2 separate regions of the Mus musculus genome follow, and region 1 is linked to region 2. A link is a contact called in ENCODE POLR2A ChIA-PET data. All regions are on one chromosome and are shown on one strand. Each heading gives the region's core, a stretch centred on a gene start or an enhancer-like site at or near the end of the contact. The rest is flanking DNA. Distances are from core to core; before and after follow the strand shown. Region 1 holds the start of Fem1b (fem 1 homolog b). Region 2 holds the start of Pias1 (protein inhibitor of activated STAT 1).

Evidence for each region. ChIA-PET counts read pairs that join two places held with the same protein, here RNA polymerase II (POLR2A).
Region 1: POLR2A ChIA-PET joins it to region 2 with 11 read pairs in embryonic stem cell. The contact joins the promoter of Fem1b here to the promoter of Pias1 in region 2. POLR2A ChIA-PET finds 5 or more read pairs at or near these places in 4 of 5 experiments (Patski and embryonic stem cell).

Annotation. Positions count from the first base shown.
Region 1 is chr9:62,809,886-62,812,937 of GRCm38, forward strand. Fem1b (fem 1 homolog b) reads right to left here and starts at 1,763. Exons shown (of 2, transcript NM_010193.4): 1 at 1,173-1,763. The coding sequence starts at 1,420.
Region 2 is chr9:62,979,538-62,982,445 of GRCm38, forward strand. It overlaps Pias1 (protein inhibitor of activated STAT 1), which reads right to left and starts at 1,342. Exons shown (of 14, transcript NM_019663.3): 1 at 1,311-1,342. The coding sequence starts at 1,334. It overlaps Gm35574 (a long non-coding RNA gene), which reads left to right and starts at 977. Exons shown (of 6, transcript XR_379535.2): 1 at 977-990.

The DNA.
Region 1 (3,052 bases), core at 513-3,012, 170 kb before region 2:
TTTAACATTCATCTTTAAAAAAAAAAAAAAAAAAAAAAGATGCTTTAAAGCCCACACCTATAATGGAAGCTAAAGCAAGAGGTTGGGGGATTCCAGGTCAGCCTGGGCTATGCAGCAAGACCTGGTTTTGGAGACCAGAAGTAGCAAAGAAGAAGGGAGGGAGGGAGGGAGGGAGGGAGGGGCTAGAGAATATAAGAATGCTTCCAAACAGGCTTTTTTGGTCAGGCAGTTTTTACTAACCAAAACTAAATTGCATTTCTATACGTAGATTCCACCTACTGCAAAAGAAAATGCTAAACTAGTAATAGCTTATTCATTTACAGGTCAACAAAAACCAATGTAAACAAAGCAAACTGAATACAGCTATATTATGCCAATCATTCCGCAATCGTTCAGCACAGGAAAAAAAAAAAAGGTATCAAACGTGACGACTCTGTTATCTTCCTCCGCCCCCCAAAAATATGTACAATTAACCTCAAATGAAAAAAAATATTAGAATAATAGTAAATAGTAAATTTTTGAACAATGTTAAGTGTTTGTGAAACCTTCCCACTGTATCACCCTATACATGTAATTTAGCAATGGCGTAACTTCTACGCCAGGCCCAGAGCCACCTGTACAGCCAAAAATATTGGCCAGCATTGTGGGAGAGTCAGAACCGTGCCTAGAGATGCCCAGCTGCATGACAAGATTCTAGGGGCTTATTTTAACAGATAGTCCCACGACCTGCTTGAGGCTCGATCCGACCACGGGAGGGGGGGAGCGGGAGGAGAAGGGATATGGAGAGGTTAAATGAAGCATCAAAAGGTCCTCAATTTTAATTGTTGATCTCGTTAATTTCCGATCTAGGTTACTACGCCAGTGCTGATATAAAGATACAAAAACCTAGATGGGCAGCCACCACTCCGACAGTGCGTGTTCGCTGACTAATGAAGACTATAGATCTCAAGACCCAGGGTGTGGCTACCACCTACAGGGGGAAAAGGGTAGGAGTCGATAAGAAAAGGCAGCAAAGCATAGCTCTGGGAGACGAGGTGGGCATCAATGGGGGTGAAGGGATATGAAAAAGAACTGAGTCCACACATGAAAACAGGGTTAATGAAGGATGAGAGGATCCAGGGCTTGGGAGGCCCGCGCGCGTCGGAGGGAGGATGGAGTTGGGATGTACCTACCCGTCGAAGCGGACGGTGCCGGTCTGCTGGGTCTGCACACGGTAGTGTTCTAACAGCAAGCGCACCACCTTGGCGTGCCCATTGCGGGCTGCGATGATGAGGGGTGTGGAGCGCTGTCCTCCCTGCTGACTGACATAGCCCAGCAGGTAGCGGATATCGCTCTCTGACCGGTTAAGGAGCAAGGCAGCCAGAGTGAGCACCTTGCCCTCGCTGGCCGCCTTGTACACATAGCCAGCCAGGCCCTCCATGGCCGCCGCCAACTCCAACACCCGTTTGGTCGCCACCGCTGCTGCTGCCTTGCGCCCCCGGAGGCCGCGTCCACCAGCACTTCAGACCCGGGCCCTCACAGCCCATTCAACAGGGCGCCGCCGCCGTGTCCAGGCAGCAGCGCGACCCAGGGAGGGCGGAGACGCAGAGGTGGCCGAGCACCGCCGGAGGCACAAGTGGGACCCGGCCCGGGCGGGGAGAAGGACGGTCAGGGCCGCCCCCGAGGCCCCAGGCACCGGCCCTGGGCCGAGGGGATCTCCATGGCGGCCGCCGCCCCGGGTCTCAGGCCGCCTCCTTCCTGCGGGCTGCGACAGGCGCGCGCCCGAGCTACGGGTCGCCGCTGGGGTCTCGAGAGGCCCGCGCACGCCCTGGATAGCGAGCGATGTGCACGCCTGCCCGCGCCGGGCCGGAGGGTCTGGAACGGCCTCCACTTAGCTCCTCGCCGCAGGAAAACCGCGGGCACTCGCCCACCGGCGATCGAAAGGGTCCGCTGGCGAGCGGGGCTCCCGTGAGCCGCGCGTGGGTGTTCGCGGACCGCGCCGGCAGCACCAGCACCGGAACTTAGGGCGGGAGGAAAGCAGCCGCCGCAGACGGAGCCGAAGGGAGGGAGGGAAGGCAGGAGTGGGAGGGACGCTTAAGTAGGTATTGCTTCCTAAACCGACCGGCGGGCAAACGAGGCTATCCTAAAGAAAGGTTCCGCTGTGCGCAGTTAGCTGAGCTCTGATGCGGGTTTGAAAGTCCCTAGTGCCCTTGACGCAAGTAGCCATCTCGCCCCCACAGGACCCTAGGATGCTTAGTCAAGGCTGGGGGCGGAGAGAAGGCTACTGAATCTACGGGCTAGAAAGCACATCCAGTTTTATGATTATTACTGTGGGATACTGTCTGCCAGTGATTCACGCGCGGGGGCGCGAGGTGGGGGCCACAGGAAAAGGGGAAAGAGCACCCAAAAGATCCATTTTTGAATAAGGGCTATTATGAGCCTCCGAAATTTGGGAGGGCGAGAGCCGCTTCACTGAAAAGCAACTGAAAGCCTCACCAGACCTCCCAGGAAAGGGGATTAAGTGTGTAAGATAAAGAGCTAAGAGGCAGCAGTCATAGCCAGATGGAACCAGTCTCTAGTCCTGACCCTGCAGAACCTCCGCTGTCTCACTTACACGTCACAGAATTGTTAGGATTTGAAAAGAGCATTTATCCAAAGAATGCTATAAGCCATTCACGTACAAGGCTTTGGTTAGCATCAGAGATTTCTTCATCTAGGCTAGGCCTTTCTCTCCTGGGGCTTGTGTGGTTGTGTGGAGAAAGCAGACAAATAAATGATGTAGAGTTGTTGGATTCATGTCATTACTATGAAACAAGGGCTATGGGTGTGGACTAGGAGACTTCGCCTGGGTGGTCAGAGAAGTCCTCTGTAACAGGTGCCTGAAACAGAGGCTGGACAATGGAAATAGTTCAAAGATCCTGAGCAGAAGACAGATGGTGAGCTCAGAACAGAAGCAGTGTGGCTGCTGACTGTAGGAAGAGTTCTAAAGGATTAAGTCAGCAGGATGCAAGTCATGTGGCCCAGTGACCTATGCAAACGGTTTGGTTTACTCTGGGATTGCATTTAGGGAGTT
Region 2 (2,908 bases), core at 92-2,591:
AGAGCCTCTAAATAATATGCGTTAGTTAAGAACTGCCTGCCTGCTACTAAACCAGAATTATTCAAGCAGAGACCCATTTGTCACAATCCAATCATAAGGGTTCCACCAGCCCTCCCCCAACTGCTTGTGTAGTGGTATATGTGCTTCAGTAAAGGAGCCATCATCAGGTAAAGATTGGGGTGGGAGAAAAAGCGGGGGAAAGGGGGCACCCTTTCATCTAATTTCGCGAGGCATGAGTAATTGGTACAGTTGAGAGGAACGATGGAACGTTCTATTTATTGGAGGTTGGGGTGGGATGGGGGGTGGGTGGGAGGAGAATTTCGTTTAAATCAACATGGCCAGCAAGATGTCCCTAACAAACAAAAGGCAACGGGGGATATAAACACGAACCATTCACCTCCATCAGCTATAGCATCGCCATCATGGTGTGTTTAGAGACCCCCAAGGCTGCTCTCATCTGCCACACCAGAGACAGCAAGAGTGCAGAGAGGTGGCTGCATCCCCACCACCGCTCCCAAAAGCACACTCTTTCAATGGGTTGCTCCCCACCACCACACACACACCCTCCCCGGTGGCCCGAAATCAAGAGAGAAACAGTAACGTCCCGCCCGGGCAGACTCCCCCTGCAACCCTTTAGCCGAACCCCCAACGCCGGCTCCGGGCTCGCTAAACTTTCCAAGAGCTTCTCCCTCGTATTCCCTAGCCGATTGCCCCGGGATCGCGCATTCCCTCTGGCCGGGCACCCATTGACAGGCGGGCGGGCAGCGGCGGCAAGCGAGGCGGGGGCGCCTGGGCGCCGCGGAGGGGCGGGGCGGCCGGAGCCAAGTTCCCGGGGGTCCGAGCGCTGCGCCTGACAGGAGCCCGGGACGGCGAAAGAGGAAGAGGAAGCGGCAGCGGGGCAGTTTTCCCGATCCCCCTCTTCCCAGAGCAGCCTACACCCCCCCACCCCCTGGCTGCCCATGGGGGGGGGGGGGGGAGGCGGGCTGCAAGGTAAGGCACCCAGGCCCCGGGGACCGCCGCTGCCGCCACGTCCCGACTCACTCTCTCTTCGCCCCGCCACCCCCGCCAGAGGCGCCCACAACAATAACACGCCGGGGACGACCCGTCAGCGCCCCCGAGGCACCCGGGGCCCACGGCCCGCCGCAGCCAGGCCCCCTCCACTAAGGCCCGGAGCGCCTCTCCCGCCTACAACTCCAGACTCGGGTGGAGCCCGGCCCGAGCGGGCCCCCCAGGGTCCGACCCATCCCCCCGGCAGCCGCGGCGCCGTCTCCGCGGCCGAATATTAGAAGTGAATTCGAGCTGCGCTTTACCTTTAGTTCCGCACTGTCCGCCATCTTGCGTCTGTCAGCGCAAGCGCAATGAAGCTCGCCGGGGGCCGCGCTGGAACCTCCCCTCTAGCGGACTTGACTCCGCCTCCACCCCGCCCCTCAGCCTTCCCGCTCCGCCCCTGGCCTCCGCCCCACTCCAGGAGCTCGCTGCCCCGCCCCGGGCACGCACAGCTGCGAGACCCACACGCACTATTTAAATAATGGCGCCAAGCGGGAGTTTGACAGTTACTACCCCCTCGGCCTCCCCGCCCCCACACTGGCCGAGCCAGTAGCGCCCAGGGAAGAGGCCACATCTGGGGAGGTGTTGGCCTCAGTCTCATCCTTCGGCTGCCCTCTGAGCCCCAGTTGACTGAAGCCACGGCGCGCCCCCATGCGCAAGATGCGTTCTGCACCTGTACCCTACCCAGCTGCCGGTCGATCACAACTAGCCAATTAGTCAGTTTTGTCTAAGGAGAATTTGACGAAGCGTTTCTGGGTTTACGCAGATCCTCATGATGAGGCAGTTAGGCCAAAAAAGAAAAAAAAAAAAAAATATATATATATATATATATATCATTCCCATGGTATCTTTTCCGAAATAAAAGCTCTGAGGGGAAAAAGGGACTCTCCTAAACAGCATTTAACAGTAGTAGCTAAGGCAAATTCTGAAGACATTTATTCATCGCGTCACCCTGGGTAGTCAGAAATTAGAGAAGATCCCTGACCTGTCGCTCATGGGGTACAGATCTGTGAACTATTAAGATATAATTACTAATGGTGATGAACAGCATAGAGATTAAAAGGCTCACCAAGAGAAAAATGGATTGGGGGGGGTGGGGTGTGCTTAATCCCAGAAGGGTTTTCTTCACCTACATTGATATTTAGACTTACTCCTATCTACTAAAAGCTTCCTTCAAAACCCCAGCCTTTTTTAACTGATCAACTTTTTACTATCAAAATCCTCTTAACATTTGGGTTACTCTGAATTCAAGAAGGCCAGGTCCTGACCAGTGACCTGGATTATTTCACTCCCACATGCCCACATGTTTTACTCCAGTATCTTTATAGTTCCAACCCCCTTTCTTCAAGGAATCATTTTCATCAGCATATAAACATAACCAAAATTCCTTACTTAAATTTATGCTTCCTCTGGATCCAAAATTACCTTCAATGGGTACTCTATTTCTCCGCTTTCTTCACTGAATAAATTCACAAACAAGACTTCATTTTTCTACAAGTACTTGTTCCCATTTCTTCAGTGGCATTACCTCCAAACCTATCCTGAGGCAGCTCCACTGCCTGCCCTATCTTGAGCTCTCATCTACACCTTTTCGAAGCCCACTCTCAGTTCCCAGGGCTTACCTCAATTGCCTAGAGGGAACTGCTAACAGTTGATGTGATTGCTTTCTCTGGAAACAGAGTTCTTGAACTTTCCTCCACATCACTGCCACTGTCCCAACATTCCATTCCTGTCTCTTTACTAGGTAGCTTCCCCACCCCCACCCCTATTCCTCTCTCCTCGTCTCTCTCCCTCCTTTCCGCCCTCCACCCTTTTTCTCTCCTGAGTCTCACTATTCAGCCCTGGAATTTGCTATAAAGAC